3 separate regions of the Homo sapiens genome follow, and all the other regions are linked to region 2. Evidence: chromatin loops called from intact Hi-C (ENCODE). Cell type or tissue: IMR-90. All regions are shown on one strand. Links, peaks and the distances in the headings refer to the core of each region. The heading gives the core; the rest is flanking DNA. Region 1 overlaps LOC107986464 (a long non-coding RNA gene). Region 2 overlaps GRIA1 (glutamate ionotropic receptor AMPA type subunit 1). Region 3 overlaps GRIA1 (glutamate ionotropic receptor AMPA type subunit 1).

What was found. Peaks named below come from ENCODE experiments on the same cell type or tissue, not always from the same donor. Only the 100,000 strongest peaks of a DNase experiment are listed, where the experiment ranks them.
Region 1: a loop joins it to region 2, with 4 times the contacts of the local background. A loop is called at or near these places in 4 of 110 quality-filtered maps.
Region 3: it touches region 2 in a loop (2.8-fold over the local background); 3 of 110 quality-filtered maps call a loop at or near these places.

Annotation. Positions count from the first base shown.
Region 1 is chr5:153,954,307-153,960,442 of GRCh38, forward strand. LOC107986464 (a long non-coding RNA gene) reads right to left here. Exons shown (of 3, transcript XR_001742937.1): 2 at 46-162. Among named protein-coding and RNA genes, the nearest start is that of LINC01861, 58 kb to the left of the region's middle. RefSeq lists enhancers at 4,438-5,045, 5,046-5,652, 5,653-6,136. In IMR-90, for the core only: no CTCF peak of the experiment used is centred there; no DNase peak of the experiment used is centred there; H3K27ac peaks cover 696 bases.
Region 2 is chr5:153,626,383-153,631,382 of GRCh38, forward strand. The region is part of intron 2 of GRIA1 (glutamate ionotropic receptor AMPA type subunit 1); the gene reads left to right. Among named protein-coding and RNA genes, the nearest start is that of GRIA1, 140 kb to the left of the region's middle. In IMR-90, for the core only: a CTCF peak has its summit at 2,923 (motif pointing left); a DNase peak (open chromatin) is centred at 2,799; H3K27ac peaks cover 1,571 bases.
Region 3 is chr5:153,513,424-153,518,423 of GRCh38, forward strand. The region is part of intron 2 of GRIA1 (glutamate ionotropic receptor AMPA type subunit 1); the gene reads left to right. Among named protein-coding and RNA genes, the nearest start is that of GRIA1, 25 kb to the left of the region's middle. In IMR-90, for the core only: no CTCF peak of the experiment used is centred there; a DNase peak (open chromatin) is centred at 1,988.

The DNA.
Region 1 (6,136 bases), core at 495-5,494, 330 kb after region 2:
TTTGCAAACAGAACCAGGGCTAAGATGGCAGAATGATGAACTCACTGTGTATTGATGTTTTGCCCTTCATGCTATGGAGAGGCTGCAGGTGCATCCCTCTCCCTGAACATCACCGTAGAGGTCCTTGCAGCATGCTCCCTTTCCTCAGGGGCTCAGGTGTTTCTGGACAAATCGAAAGAGCAGCAAGACCATCAGAAGAGCAACTCCCCACTGGGCTGCTGTTTTGGAAAAACCTAACCTCACTGAGGGGCTGCCTTAGTCTTCTCAGGCTGCCACGATAAAATACCACAGACTAGGTGCCTTAAACAACAGAAATTCATTTTCTCACTTCTGGAGGCTAGAAGTTCAAGATCAACGTGCCACCGGGGCTTGTTTCTGGTAAGGCCTCTCTTCCTGGCTTGTAGAGAGCCTTCTTCTCACTGTGTCCTCACATGAACTTTCCTCTGTGCATGGGTGAGAGAGACCTTTGGTACTTTTCCTATTCTACAAAGACACTGATCCTATTAGATTAGGGTCTCACCATAACCTCATTTACCCTTAATGATCTCCTTAAATGCCCTATCTTCAAATACAGTCACCTTGGGGGATTAGGGCTTCAATGTAGGAATGTGGAGGAGACAAAATTCAGTCCATAAAACAGGGAGATTCCTCTGGATTGCTACAGAGAGGGAAGGAGAGATGTGAGTTTGGGAGTTTAAGAAGCAGAAAGAGTCAGAGGAAGAAGCAAAAGAAATGTCTTCAAGGGCTAAGTGGATGAATGACTGTAGTCTGTGGGTATATCCTGCTCCTTGCAGAGCCCTAGGAAGTGCTAGGACATCAAAGGGGAGGTTGTGGCACATCTGGAGAGGCTGTGCCCTGACACCATGCATGACTCCATGGGCCAGCTTGGCACAGAAGGCACAAAGCCACCTGCAACGAGGTCACATAGATTTGGGCAAGGAATGACTTGTGTGGACACAAAGTCCAGGCTGCCCACCAAGTGCACAAGACCTCAGGACATTTTCCCATGCTATGGAATAAGAAAGAGCCCAGGAATGACAGAAATTTATTTTCCCACCATCCATAACGATGAAATCTTGCAGCAGATTAAGTTTGTTTTAGAGAAATAAAATAAACATGGCCCACACTTTGCATTTTGGAGGAAATTTTACAGCTGACATTCTGATGTCACTAGTTGTAAGCAGGATGGGTGGGAGGCCAGGCCTCTAAGATCCAGTCCAGATATTGGTAAAAAAGATTTGGCAGATTCCAAGCAAGGGAGGGCCAGCTAAAAGTTATTAGACAGGATTTGTATTGATAAGCAATGCAGTCCAACCTGACCCCTTCAGGACATCTAGGCCCCAATAATTCACCCTGTTTTGCCCCTCTTGTTGACTTGATGAGAGGTATATTAGTTTCTTGTGGTGGCTATAACAAAATATCACAAAGTTGATGGCTGAAAACAACAGAAATTTATTTTCTCACAGTTTTGGAGGCCAGAAGTCCAAGATCAAGGTATTAGCAGGCGTGCACTCCCGCCAGAGACTCTTGTAGGGGGCTCTGTTCTTTGCCTCTTCCAGATTCTGGTGGCTGCCAGCATTCCTTGGCTTAGGGCTGCATCCCTGTCTCTGTTTTCACAACACCTTCTCCTCTTCTGTGTGTCTGTCTCAAAATTTCCTCTGCCTCTCTTATAAGGACACTGTGATTGTATTTAGAGTCCATTCAGACAATCCAAGATAAGCTGCTTCTCTTGGGATCCTTAACTTAATCACAACTTTTGCAAAATAAGGTAACATTCACAGGTTCCAGTGAGTTGGCATGGATATCTTGGTGAGGGGCTGGTATTTTCAGTAGACCACAGGAGGGTCAAGGCCATGGGTAGCTTAGCCAGGTAGGGCTCATTCCACCACCAGACAAACCCACCACCACAGCCCCTAGTATGAGGCCTGCCACACAGTGGGCTCTTAATGTTTGTGAAATGAAGACTTTGTTGGATAAGGGCCAATATGATGAGAACTAGAGCTATCAGCTGGGCTTACCCTTGAGAGGACTTCACCCAGTAGAACCCAAATTTTTAGATTCTCTTTGACTAGATGAACTTACACACAAACACAAAGCAGAGAGTGGGGGTGGGATATGCATATTCAGGTATCCACATAAAACTTCCAGCTTTTTCAATTGCCAAGTGAGGAGAGTAAAAGAAAATGTCATTTATTTTAATAGTCATTTCATAAAAGAAAGAGCATTTTAGCACCAAAAGGAAGATCATTCCTTTAGAATAAAGGACAGTGTTTAAAATTAAATAAATCCAGCCTCATTAAAAATTCACTTTGCAGTTCTTTTTTTTTCTCAGCTTGCCACAAATGAAATTCCATCACAGACCTACACCAGTTTGCAAATGGGCATTTGAAAGCAGCTGCAGGGAAAAAATTTTGGAAGGGAAAAAGCCACTTCATTCTAGGAATAAGGAAGAGAGTATCTGTCGTTGGGAGAGTCTCCCCCTCCCCTAAATGCCCCAAAGGCCATCAGAACTCCAAGGCTTTATCCTATGACCCTTTCTCTGCCCATAACACAGCCACTGCAGCCTTCTGCCAGGACCCACTGAGAGTGAACACAAGGGAGCCTCTTGAGAGATGCCCGCTGTGGCATGAGACTTGCTGATAATAAACAACATGAACCCCTCCCTCTTGTCTCTGCCTTCCCGACTTCTCTCCCTCTGACCAACTCAATCTCTGCCCACTTCTGCCTCTTGCAAGACCTTTCCTCCTTTGGCACTGATACAAAGTCCGAGAGGCCTTTGCCACTTCAGTGCCTGTCACTCCCCATCCGCCAGCTTCACCAGATGGCCTGTGGTGTGTGTGGTCCTGTGCATATGCCCACATTCTTCAAGACCCTCTCGCCCAACCAGAAAGCTACCCCAGGGCTGTGCAAGCAGCATCACTTCCTAAGACCTAAAGTGTCTCTGTGCCTCATCTGTAGGGCCAGGTAAGGTGATCTCCACGTTTACTCCCCTATTGCTGGGGAAGCCAGCCAAGGAAGGATGCATGTTCTGCCTGGTGCAAAGTAACCATGGGAGCTTCCCCGCTGGATTCCACAAAGTTATCAGGACATGTTGCAAATAGAAGGCCACTCGTGCCCCAAAGCCAAGTCTGACAAAGTCCCTCATGCCTGATAAGAAGTTCTCTCCTATTCGTGAGAAGAACTTAGGACCTTGTAGATTGCTGATTGACTTGGTGTTTGCACAGCAGTCTGGAGGACAAAAAAGACCAAATGCCTTAAACACAAGCCAGAGCCTTTGACTCAGTGAGGTCAATTCTAAAAATTCTAAGAAAACATCAGAGATCCATCCACAATTTAGGTATCAGGATGTTCATTACAGTTATATATGTAGTTTTGGGAAAATGGGAAATAATTGACACATTGGAATCTCTTGCAGCTAATAAAGGTTGCCCAGTAAAAGATTTCTTAATGACATTTAAATATAGTCACTGTGTAATGTCACTATATAATAATAAGTTGAGATATTAGTTGGTGTTTATTTTTACTATGTAGAAGAATCAGGAAAAATGGGAGCTGTTGTATTTTGTTCTCTCTGAGTTTTCTTCTCTCCTATATGTGACTGTGCTCACTGGTCTCAGGGGAGATACGTATTGCAGGGAAACCTGCTCTCTGGGTTTTTGTTCCAAATTCTAAATTCACTGGGGCAATTTGCAGAGGATAGGGAGAAACTATTGATGGGGAGAGACTGAGGTGAGAGAAGAGAGGGCAGGAGAAAGATTTGCGGGACTATCCCCTTGCCTCTCTTACCACCCAATCCCCTCTGCGCCACAGCCTGATGACGGTCCTCAGGGGAATGGTGGCAGTGTGTCCCAGGGCATTCCACCCTAAGTCCCAGCCCCCTCTCCCCATCTTGGCAAAGATTCTCTTGGCAAGCCTGGCACAGAAACTGCAGCATGCCCAACTTCAAGGGACTTTGCACATATGGCAATGACTCCACATCATGACACACACCAAGGGGCCAAGACAAGACTTGCACTATTTCCAAGCCAGTTCTAGGGAAACTCAAAGGGTGAACATGGAGAGCCCACCAATGAGACAGAGTAGGTGCATACAATCAGAAAATATTTGGTATAAAGAACTAACCTGCCTCTTCTTACATGTGGCATAAAATTCATACCAAGGATAAAAGCTAAGTGCAAAAATAAGTGTGGTCAGTATCTTCCTCATCTTGTATTTTTTAAATGGATGTATATTTATATAGACATACACATACTGGCTAAGATGTATTGACTGTTTACGAGGTGCTGAGCAGAATCCACTCACTGCCCTAACTCTCTAGAGAGCCCCATGAGGGACAATGCCATTATCCTCATTTTGCAGATCAGGAAACTGCGGCACAAGGAAACCAAGTCATTCACTTAAGGCTGTGAAACCAACGAGTATCAGAAAGAGGTTTTGAACTCAGGTCTTCTGACTCTAGGGTACCCCTCACCTCCTACAGCCCCCACTGTCAGTGTCACCCCGCTGTGAGTGCCCCTCTGCTGATTAAACTCCCAGAAGTATAGACAGTAAAAGGTTCCTAGTATAACCTTGGTGGTGAAATTACAGGAAGTATTAATTTTTCTCTGTGTTCTTGTCTACATTTTCTATTAAATACATATGCATTATTTCCACAATTAGAGAAAAATCCATTGTATTTAAAACAGAACAGAAAGGCCTTTGTGTTCTCTGAGACTTCAAGATGCTCCCAAAGCTCAGTATGGCCCCACGTGGGGAGTTAGTCCTCCTGCAGCTCAGCCCCTGCCCGCTCAGGATTCTGCTCCCTTGCTGGGCTCCTGCCCTTTGTGTCCAGGCTGGCTCTTGGGCCAGCAGGACTGAGTCCAGTTGCCTCTTTGGGGCCTGGGAGAGGGAGCCACATAGAGAGCTTAGCTGAGCAGCCTTCTCTCTCTCTTTGGAGAGCCTAAAAGGGAATGCAAAAGGCAGCTCTTCACAGGCATTTGGTCTCCCCCATCACCACTCGCAACCCTAAATCTGCTCTCTCACGCTATGGGCAGGCTCCTGGGGGCTGTCAGTCTGCAGAACAGTCAGCTGTGCAGGAGCGTCCCTCTGAGACCCAAGGCTGAGGGGCAGCAGGCCCTGACCCTAATATCAAGTCCCAGCCAAGGAGACAGACCTCTGCATGGACTAGAACTGGGAAAAGAGCCTCAGACTCTGCTGAGTGAGGACAGTCTACTGAGAGCTCCCTCAAAAGGGGAGCACACAAATTTCCTAATGATCAGAAACATGTGTGGACATTCCTGAGAATCCAGATCAGCCTCTGTAGATTGTAGATTCTCTGGGCAGAAAAGCCTTGGGAAGCTTAGCCCCCCACCATCCCATTTACCCTGGAGAGCCCTCCCGTCTGTTGCACTGTCCAGAAGCCTCTTCCCTCTCCTGGCTGGGATATCTTTCTAACTTGTAATGAAAGTTGCTCTCTCCACTTCTCAATGTGTAGTCTGTCTTAAGCACTCCATTCCAGGAATTCCAAGAGCCCAGGGGACTCCATTCCAGGAATTCCTGCCTCGGGAGCTTTGCACTTGCTATACCCTCTGCCTGAAACACTCTTCATAGGATGAGCTGGGCATCCCTGTGTCAGCTTGAAGTCACTCCTCCAGAGCCTCCTGACTGCCCTGAGTTGACAGCCAGGTCCTGAGCACAGCATATCCCTGCCAAAGGCCACAAACTCAAAAGAAGGAAACTGGCCCAGTGTAGGTGGACAAATGGTCACTGGCACTGGACTCACGGGCTGGATGATGAAGGGGAGTAGTGGAGACTGTATCAAACCGGAAAGCAGGTGCCCCATCCAAAGAGGGAAGCCACTGCACAGCCTAGCTTGGATGCTGCCTTGTAGAAATATAAACTGTGTGGCTGAACCTTCAGTTCAGACAGGGAAGAGAAGTCAGAAACCTGGACCTCCATGAGAACTCTTTAGGTTGTTTATATCTGTTGAATACTTCCATGCATGCATGTATACCATAGGCACCTACAAAGACTGCTTCCCTGGGGTGAGCTCCGGCACCCCAGCCTGAGCTTCCCCTCACCCTGGCAGCTCCTGGTCCCTCACCCCACACCCATGGCCACGTCTTACTCCTCTCACACCTATCCTCAGCCCTGCACA
Region 2 (5,000 bases), core at 1-5,000:
AGGCCTTGACTCTGCTCTCTCTATGTGGAGAATGACAAATCTAGTCTCTGTGTGTGTGTGTCTGTGTGTGTGTGTGTGTGTGTGTGTGTGTGTGTGTGTGTGTGTATGTGTTGTGCTGTTGAAGCTGAATGCCAGCACAATTCTCATCAGCATTTGAGTTCATTGGCAGCATTTGAAAGAAAGTATAGACCCTTAGCTCTCAGTGCTAATATAGACATTGGCACATTAGTTTCAGCTGAATTAACTCATGTAGGACTGACGCTAAGGGACAGTTAGAGTGGAGTGGAAACTTCTCTGCATACAGAAATAACATCTCAGCACTGTCTGTGTAGCAAGATGTATTATCATCATCTTATTGGTACTGGACAAAGCAGGATCTTCAGATGGTGCCCAGCGACTATAGGGACTAATGGGAAAGCAGAAGGGATGCAGCGTGGTTAAATCCAAAAAAAGAGCAGCAGCTCAAGAGACAGTAGGAAATACGATGGACAAGGGTCAGGAGACCAGGATTTGAGCCCCAGCTTAGGTGATTGGTCCTGGAAATGTCATTTCTATAAATTAGCACAACTGATAAAGATGCTCTCTAAAGCACCTTCGGTTCTGATAGCCTAAAAATGCATGAGTTATTTTTAAGCAGAAACTTAACTACAGCTATTCTTAGTCTCTCAACTAGAAGCTACATGTGATTCTGCATTTCTTATTAACTGAGAGGTACAATTTTCCACTGCATGTTGCTCTTATCTTTCTTAGTGGCCAGATAATGTTATTTATAAAACAATAACAATATAGCCTCAGATAACTGCAGCAACAGAAACAATAGTAGTCATTTACAGGGCCAGGAACTGTGCAAAAACACGTTTTACATGCATTTGATTCTCAGAGCAGCACCATTGGGTGGGTACTATTATTTCCATAATACAGATGAGCAAGCAAAGGTTTCAGAGTTACTAATTAACTTGCCCAAGGGACGAAGCACCGTTTTGAATCTGGCTTGTCCACCATCAAACCCTTTATCCTTAACCACTCAGGTGTCTAGCCCAGAGTAGACACAGGCACGTGAGCCCAAGTGTTCCAGGTGGCCTTTCAGCCCCAGAAATCTCCCCTCACTTGAAAAATAATCTAGAACAATTTTTTTCAGAGGAATCAGTCTTTCTTCCCCAGTCAGAATGAAGTCACTAACTCCAGAGTAAAAGAATGGGGCAAGCGATGCTCTCTGTAAAGTGAATTCTAATGAGGTAAAAGTGGGCAGGTCTCTACTGGAGGAGAGAGGACAGCAGCGAGGAGAGTGGCATGGGAAGTGGAGAGAGCTGCATATGCCCCCACCTCCCCAGTTCTCTGAGAGATATTCCACACAGGAATTCCTGACCCTTGCCCAGCAATTGTTCAATGACTCTGACCATGGAAAGCATACGAGAAAAAGTACGCCAGAAAAGTTGTATCATGGTCGGTAGACCAGAGACAACAGAGAAACTGGCTGCAAGTCTCAGCATCACTCAGAAAGCCTTTGTTCCCAAGGCACTATTAAGTATCAGGCAGACAGAGATTCCTGAGACACAGCTCCTGTCCTCACAGGAAGGACTCACTGGATAAGATGGGAGGCAAACCCAGGCAGGCTAGCATTGATGCAAGATGCTGAGTGCCATAACAAACGTCTAAGCAGCTTGCTTTAGGTGTAGTGTGAAGGGAGGATCAGACATAGTTAATTCTAACACGAGGTAGGAAGTGTTAAGTGTGCTAATAGCAATACAAGCCAAGAACTATGAGAGCCCAGCGAAGGATGGATTAATTCTGACTGGGACTCTCACAGAAGAGGTGGTGTCTAAGTGGGACCTTGAAGGATTGGAATGAGAGATAGAGCAGTGATGAGATTCTGCTCATCACAGGGGAGTTGGTGTAAAGAGGAAAGTCTATTTGCCTGTGCTTGCTTTTCCGAAGGCAGGACGGCTACAAGCATGGAGCTGAAGTTCAGACTGACCTGGCTTTGATTTCTGTGTCTGTCATTTCTGTGTGCCCTTGAACTTTCATATTTTCCTCTGTAAATGGAGATTCTAGTACCTTCTTCATGGCATTGTGATTGGGAACAATTACATTACAACATGTTTAGTAATGCAAGTGTTTAAGTACATGTTCAATAAATGATAGTTTTTATTGTCTGTGCTATGACTATTTCAGTGAACATTATCTCAGTCTTCTGGGTAGCATCTGAGGCTAATTGGCCACTGTTAGGCAATTTTAAAAGTTAACGAAATGCACCTACAACTTCATCTGCATTTGTCCTCTCTTCAGATCCTTGTATATGAGCATCTTTGCCTATTCTTGGATCATAGTCTTGCTTTTTTGTTTTTGATTTGTTTGTGGGTTTTTTTTCTATACAATAGAGCAAATTATTGATTCCTTTTTATAATTTCCTCTTCCTGTTCTAAAGTCCTACCTTGGATGGTCCACTCTTTGTTGTGTGTTCAGATCCAGTAGTGAGTGCAGAAGGACAGTTACCATAGTCAGCCTCTCAGTTAGAATTCTGTCGTGTCTACAGACCAGCTTTGTTCCTCTCCTAGTCACCACTATGCTGCTGAGAATCATCATAGAATATGGGAACTGCAGGCAACTGCAGCCAAATCTTTTGTTTTACCAATGAGAACCTCCAGCCCAGGGACAGGAAGAAAATTGTCAAGTTTGTACAGAGAGACAGGCAGGGGTGGGCCTGTGTACTAGTCCTCAAGTGTGCTGACTCACAGGCCAGTGCCCTGGATGGTTTGCATGCCCTTTCTGCTTTTCTTCCGCAGACTTAGGCTGTGAGGAGGGCAAAAATGCCTTTCCTCCTCCTCATTTCCTCTTCCCTCCCCCTTCCTCCCTGCTTTGGGTAAAGCTGAAACATGCAGCTCGTGCTTCCACAAGGCATCCTCAGCATGCTTTTCACAGCACCCTCTGCTGACTCCGGGGCCTTCACAGCTTGCAGCCCAGTTGACAGCCAGTGAAGTGAGAAGATTGGAAACACTTTAAACTGTCTCAGCATTGAAGAAAGTGAGAAGAAGGCAGGTGGGAAACGTCTGTGATGAGCGACATTGTAGAGAGTTAACAAAAACTGGGAGACTTTCAGGGTTTCCTTCTCCTGCTCCCCTGAAACCAAGGATTATAAATACTTTCAATCTTACAGGACAACTCTAGCTGTGCAGTGGTGACTAGGTTGAAGAGGATTTGGAAGCGGTACTTGGGCTCCGTGTACACACACTTGGGAACACATGCACACACGCATTTATGCATTTGCACTATGTAGTAGGCATTTCTGCCTTGGACTTTTAAAAACATGCTTGCCCTTTAGGATCCTCATCTTGGAAATCTGCCCTCTTCTCCCTCTTTAAGGGATTGCCCTTCCCTCTGAATGTGCAGAACATGCTGTTCTTCTACTGCAGAATTTATTTCATTTTCTCATGCAATTTTTATTAGTGGCTCATAAGTGTGTCTTTCATCGCATTGGAATGACCCTCTTAGAGGCAAGGGTCTTGACTGTTGTTTTCCCCATACTATACCACATACACTATGTTGAATTGATAAATTTACTTATTCAGTGAATGTTTTGGTATTATAATAGACATGTTGCAAGGTAGTTTAGCAAAGTGATAAGGACTCATGTGGAATCAGACATACAGGGGTTTGAATTGTAGCTCCACTATTATCAGTTCTGTGACCCCTGCCTACCTATGTTTTAGTCCCTCTTTTGTTAAATGGCAATAATAATAAAGTACACCCTCTTAAGCTGTTACAGAGATTAAAAGAATTGATGAAAGTAAAATGTGTAGTCTATTTTCTAGCATTAAAGTGCTCAGTATATGCAAGCACCTATTAGTAATTAATGTTAGAAATAATAATGATAATTATCATCATCATCATCATCATCATCATTTGTTGCCACTGTGGCTGTGCCAGGTTCTCCAGATCCTCAATGATCCCCTTTCTTTTCTTAGATATGTGAGGGAGATAAGCAAAGGAATATATTGAAGAGAAAAAGCCCAATGTTTATTACTGCGTGGCTGTTGCTATGCTGTGGGCTTCTATGAGCTGGAGGACCCAAGAAAGCTACTTTCCCTGTGGCCCTCACCTATTCTTGGCTGTCTGGATCTCAGCACTATGGGGATCAGAAGAGGCCACCCCAAAACAATAGGAAATAAAAAGGAATTTTTGCCCAATGCTTTGAACAAGGCAGGTCCAAGCTTCCCACCTCAGATCTTCAGAGTGAAGTCCCCTCCCTCCCATGCTCAAAGCAGCTCTAGACCTGCACAGCACCCTCAAAGAAGCAAATCCAGCAGAGATTTTATGGCTTTAGCACCATCTGGCCTTATCTCCTTAGCTGTCTTGAAGGAGACAATAGAGGGTGGAGGAGAAGTAATCATCCTAAAACCAACAGGTGGCCCCAGTTGTAGGCTATGTAGCAGCATGGCTGTGGTGGTGGTGGTTGCTTGGTGTATGTGTGGAAGTGCAAGGGAAGTCTATAATGCAGTGTTCTGAGTGTGTGCAGAACCTATGGAGGAAATCAGAACTTGAGATAGAGAAACAAGTCCTGTTAATGGTAACGCCATTTGGATCTGGAAATAACTGTGTTTGCATAGTCCATGTCTGTTCTCTTACAGATGAGGAAACAAAAGCTCTTCATTTAAGGAGAGAAATAGTCCACTCTCTTGTTTACTCTTTTACTTGACATTGATTGAACCTCTCAATGGCAAAGACTGTGTTGTGCATTAGATAGATATGCTGAGAAATGAGAAAGAGGCTGTGCCCTCAAAAATTTGTCCTAAAAGGGGAACATCTAGATAATCAATGAGCTAATAAATGATTAGATACAGTGTTGTCCCTTCAACCATCTCTTTGGATTCACCACATTCTCCACACTCTCTCTAAAGACTCCCACTCATGCCCCTGGTGAGTCAAAAGCTCCTGGCCAGTAGCCTCTTCTCTGATCAACTCATATATTTCTGCTCATATCACCTTTGCTGGTGGCATACCAG
Region 3 (5,000 bases), core at 1-5,000, 110 kb before region 2:
AACACAAGCAGAACAGTGGAGGAGATGCACGGGGTATTTGGTGTTTCTCAGGAAAAAGGCTTGATTTTTTGACACCCTCTATCTTGGTCTCTTAATTTGTCCTGAGTCAGTGAGCCACAGTGAAGTCCAGAGAAAAAAATGGAAATAGGAGAATCGGGCTTAAACCTCAGTTTTGTCGCTGATTAACCTGTGATCTTGGGCAACCCACTGATCTGTTCTTTGTTTCAGTTTCCCTCCATGACCCTGAGTACTTTAATAGCCTCTATTCTCCCATGTATCTCTGTTGAACAGATCATAAAGAGTAGTGATTATGAATCCAGACTTTACTGTTACTGTCAAATATCACATTAATTTCCTCAGCCACTTTACACCTGTGCAACCTGAGGCAAAATTTTGTAATATCTCTATGTTTCAGTTTTTATAGCTGTCAAATGGGGTTAATAACAATCCCTATCACAAGCAGTCTTTACAGGCATGGAATGAAAAATTGCTTGTGAAATGCTGAGTGTAAGGCCTATTATATTCAGTAACTATTACCTCTATTTTGGTTCAACACCATTTTGCAGTCTCCCCCAAACACCCTGCTGCAACACACCTCTAAGCCTTGGCTATGCTGGCCTAAAAAACTTCTAGACACCCTTGATGACCCAAATGAAAATCTTCTGAACCCAAGGAATGCTTTCCTGGCTGTGTAGGTGGCAAGCATCACACTCTCAAGGGAGTAAAACTGTGCCTTTCTGCAACCATTATTGCCCATAACCCATCATGTTGTGATGCGTTTTTTACAAGATTGTCTTTTGTTGTCTATGCTTTTGGGGTTATATGCAAGAAATCATTATCCAGACCAATGTCACATGGTTTTTCCCCTATGTTTTTCTCCAGTCGTTTTACAATTTCAGGACTTACATTTAAGTATTTAATTCATTTTGAGTTGATTCTTGTGTAAGGGATGAGAAAACGGTCCAATTCAATTCTTCTGCATGTGAATAGCCAGCTTTTCCGGCACCATTTATTGAAGAGACTATCCTTTTCCCCTTGTGTGCTCTTGGCACCTTTGTAGAAAATCAGTTGATCATAGACTTGTAGGTTTATTTCTCAGCTGTCTATCCTATTCCATTGGTCTACATATCTGCTTTTATGCTAGTACCATGCTGTTTTGATTAGTATAGCTTTGCAATATATTTTGAAATCAGATCATGTGATGCCTGCAGCTTTGTTTTTGCTTAAAATTGCTTTGGCTGTTTGGGATTTTTTTGTAGTTCCATACAAATTTTGGGATTTTTTTCTATTTCTGTGAAGAATGATGTTGGAATTTTGACAGAGATTGCATTTAACAAGAAAATTAATAACCCTATTAAAAATGGGCAAAAGACTTGAATGGACATTCCTCAAAAGAAAGCATACAATAATGGACAACAGATATATAAAAAAATGTTCCACATCATTAATCATCAGGAAAATGCAAATTAAAACCACAGCATAATATCACCTCAGACCTCTTAGAATGGTATTATCAAAAAGATGAAAAAAAGCAAATGCTGGTAAGGATGTGAAAAGAAAAGGAAACCCTTGTATACTGTTGGAAATCATGTAAATTATTGCCCTCAGTTTACAAAACAATATGAAGGTTTCTCAAAAAATTAAAAGCAGAATTATCATGATTCAACCAATTGAATCATGGTAAACATCTAAAGTTCTGGGTATATATCTAAAGAAATTGAAATAAATATGTCAAAGAAATATCTGCACTCTCATGTTCATTGCAGCATTATTTACAATAGTTAAGATATGGAAACAACCTAAATGCCCATCAACAGATGCTAGGATAAAAAAATGTGGTATTGCTACATAATGAAATACTACTGAGACTTTAAAAAAAGAAGAAAATTCTGTTATCTGTGACAACATGAATATAACTAGAGGACATCATGCTAAGTTAAATAATCCAACCACAGAATGACAAATATTGCATGATCTCATTCATATGTGAAATCTAAAAGCATCAAACTCGTAGAAGTAAAGAGTAGAATGGTGGTTGCAGAGGCTGGGGACTTGGGGCATATGTTGGTCAAAGGGCACAAGGTTTCAGTTAGACAGAAGGAATAAGTTCTGGTGAGATATTGCACAACAAAGTGACTGTAGTTAATAATATATTATGTATTTCAAAATTTCTAAAAGACTGGATTTTAAATGTTCTCACCACAAAGAAATGACAAGTATGTGAGGTTATGAATACGTTAATTAGCCTGATTTGTTCATGCCACAATGTATATGTCTATCAAAAGATCACACTGTAACACAGAAATAGATATTATTTGTCAATTAAAAACAAATTTTTTAAAAAGGCTATTTTTCTTGCTGAATCCCACATGTCTCTGGGGCTAGGGTAGATGTCTTTTTTAACCAGATTGTGTCCAGCTTAGTCCGGTGTTCAATAAGCATTAAGTGTCTGAAGGGTGGTCAATGGACAAACAGATGAAGGGTTGCATAGATGAATAGAAGTCTACCATATCTAGGCTGGGAGTGGTGGCTCACACCTGTAATCCCAGCACTTTGGGAGGCCAAGGTGGGCGGATCATGAGGTCAGGAGATTGAGACCATCCTGGCTAACACGGTGAAACCCTGTCTCTACTAAAAATACAAAAAATCAGCCTGACGTGGTGGCGGGCGCCTGTAATCCCAGCTGCTCAGAAGGCTAAGGCAGGAGAATCACTTGAACCTGGGAGGCAGAGATTTCAGTGAGCCAAGATCACACCACTGCACTCCAGCCTGGGCAACCGAGTGAGACTCTGTCTCAAAAAAATAAAAATAAGAAATCTACCATATCTACTTCTCAGGCATAAATATGATAACTATTTCCTTTAATTTCCCATTGGATAAATAACTGTTTATAAACATCTAGTTGCCAGACCCATGCTTGGAGTCTCAGGGCTAAAAGAAATGCTCCCCATTTGCTCTATGTGCTAGTCACATCAATCCCACTTGATCCCCACAGCACCCTTTGGGGGAAAGAGAGTAGTTGATAATCTGATTTTACCAATGAACAAAGGCTCAGAAAAGACTAGTTGATCCTAAAAACACCACACAGCATTCTAATGTTGTAAAAATACCTGGATTTGAGTCCCCTGTACACTGATGCCTTGTGGTGTGGCATTGGCTCAGATGCTTCCCTCCTCTGGGATGTGGACTGGCCTCTGAGGTCTCTTTAACCTCTGGAATCATGTGAGCTGGAGCACCTGTTGGCTGGGGAGACAAAAGGCTGCTGCGTCCAGATCTCCCTTCACGAGGAAGAAATGTGTCTGCACTTTTCATATCAAAGCACTTGGGCAGCATGGGGGCGTATTGTGATGAGGCTGATGGATCCTCCCTGAACTGGTGCCTCAGCGTTCCCATGCCAACTGAGGGAAGGAAAAGAAAAAAAGGAAAAACAAAAATCAAACACGAAAACTGAGCTTGATCTAGAGCTGAAGAAAAATATTCTACTGATGGCAACATTCATGGCCGTATTATGAAGAAAAACAAATTCATAAAAACCTCAGCTTGGCCTTAATGGTTGGATCTTAAGATGAGTGACAAATGACGAAATATTGGGTATGAGAGAGAGGCAGGAGGTGGGAGGAGAGCAGGCCCTGCAATCAGAATCACTTATTTGTAACATCCATTCACGAATACATTGCCCTCAGCCACGCAGGAAACCCACACAGGCCTAGAGGATGCTCTCTGCTTTTTTCGTGGTCCTGCCATTCCCACCAGTACCCAGAGGCCCGAACCAGCGAGGAGAAAACATTCACTCTTTCTCTGAATATTCAATTGAACTTGTTTTCAGTTTCCTGACAGCATCCAGATCCCCAGAGTGCCTGCATGGCTTTATTTTTTCATCCACCGCCTGCTGACTGGTCCCTCTCTTAATACCCCTCCTCCCCCAGGGCTTGCTTCTTCCTGTTTTGTGGGGAGCAGAACATTTGAGCTTCCAGGGGTAGTAACCACTAGTGCTGGTAAGCACAGCTTTGGAAATCAGGGGAGGGACCCTCAAAGAACCATGGAAAGTCCCCTGGGCCCTCAGAAAGGGAGGGATCAAATTAAGTAAGGGAAACAGACATGAGATATGGGCAGATGGGAAGCTAAGTAGCTGTGGCAGCTCCTTATAAAGAGATCACAGCTGGAGATGCGTTCACTAATCCCACAGAATAATCCTCTGTTTCTCTTTCCTGAACCCCCACATCTAGTTCATCAGCAAGTCTGTCAGTGCTAGTTACAAAATATATTTTGAATCCACACACTTTTTTCAAAAAAAATCTCTACCATAACCCCGTATCCCTCACACTGTGATCTTTTTCCCATATCACTACATTAACCTCCTAACCTGTCTTCTTGCCTCCTTCCAGACAATGTTCCACCTGGAGGCTAAAGTGACTTTTTAAACGTATTGAGCTGAACATTCCATTCCTCTGCTTAAGTAAATGTAGACTCCCTTCCTTGGCCTACAAGGCCCTCCATGAACCTGTCCCTCCCTAACCTTACCTCTTGCCCCTCTCTCATGTAACTGGATTTCAGCCTTCCAGGCCTTCCTTCAGTTCCTTAAACAGGCCAAGCTGCCAGGGCCTTTGCACTGGCTGTTCCCTTTGCCTGGGATGCCGTTAAATCTCATCATGGCTGGCTCTAGTTCACTATTCAGGTCCCAATTCCCACGTTACTTTCTCAGAGAGTGTTCCCTGAACACTTAATCTAAAGTAAATTTCTAATTGCCCTCTCTTCCAGCACTTCAACATCCTTCAAAGCATTTTTTTTAAATAGCCCACAGGTGCTACTAAACTTTGAAGCTTTTTTTTTATAATTAGTACCCATTTTGCCTACTTACTTGTATTATCTGATGTCTTTTTTTACCTGCTCAGTGTAAGCGCCACAAGAAAAGGATCTGCTTCTTGTTCCTTGTATCCTGTGTCTAGTCTGGGGTTAGCACAGACTAAGTGCTTAGTAGACATTTATCAAGTAACCACATA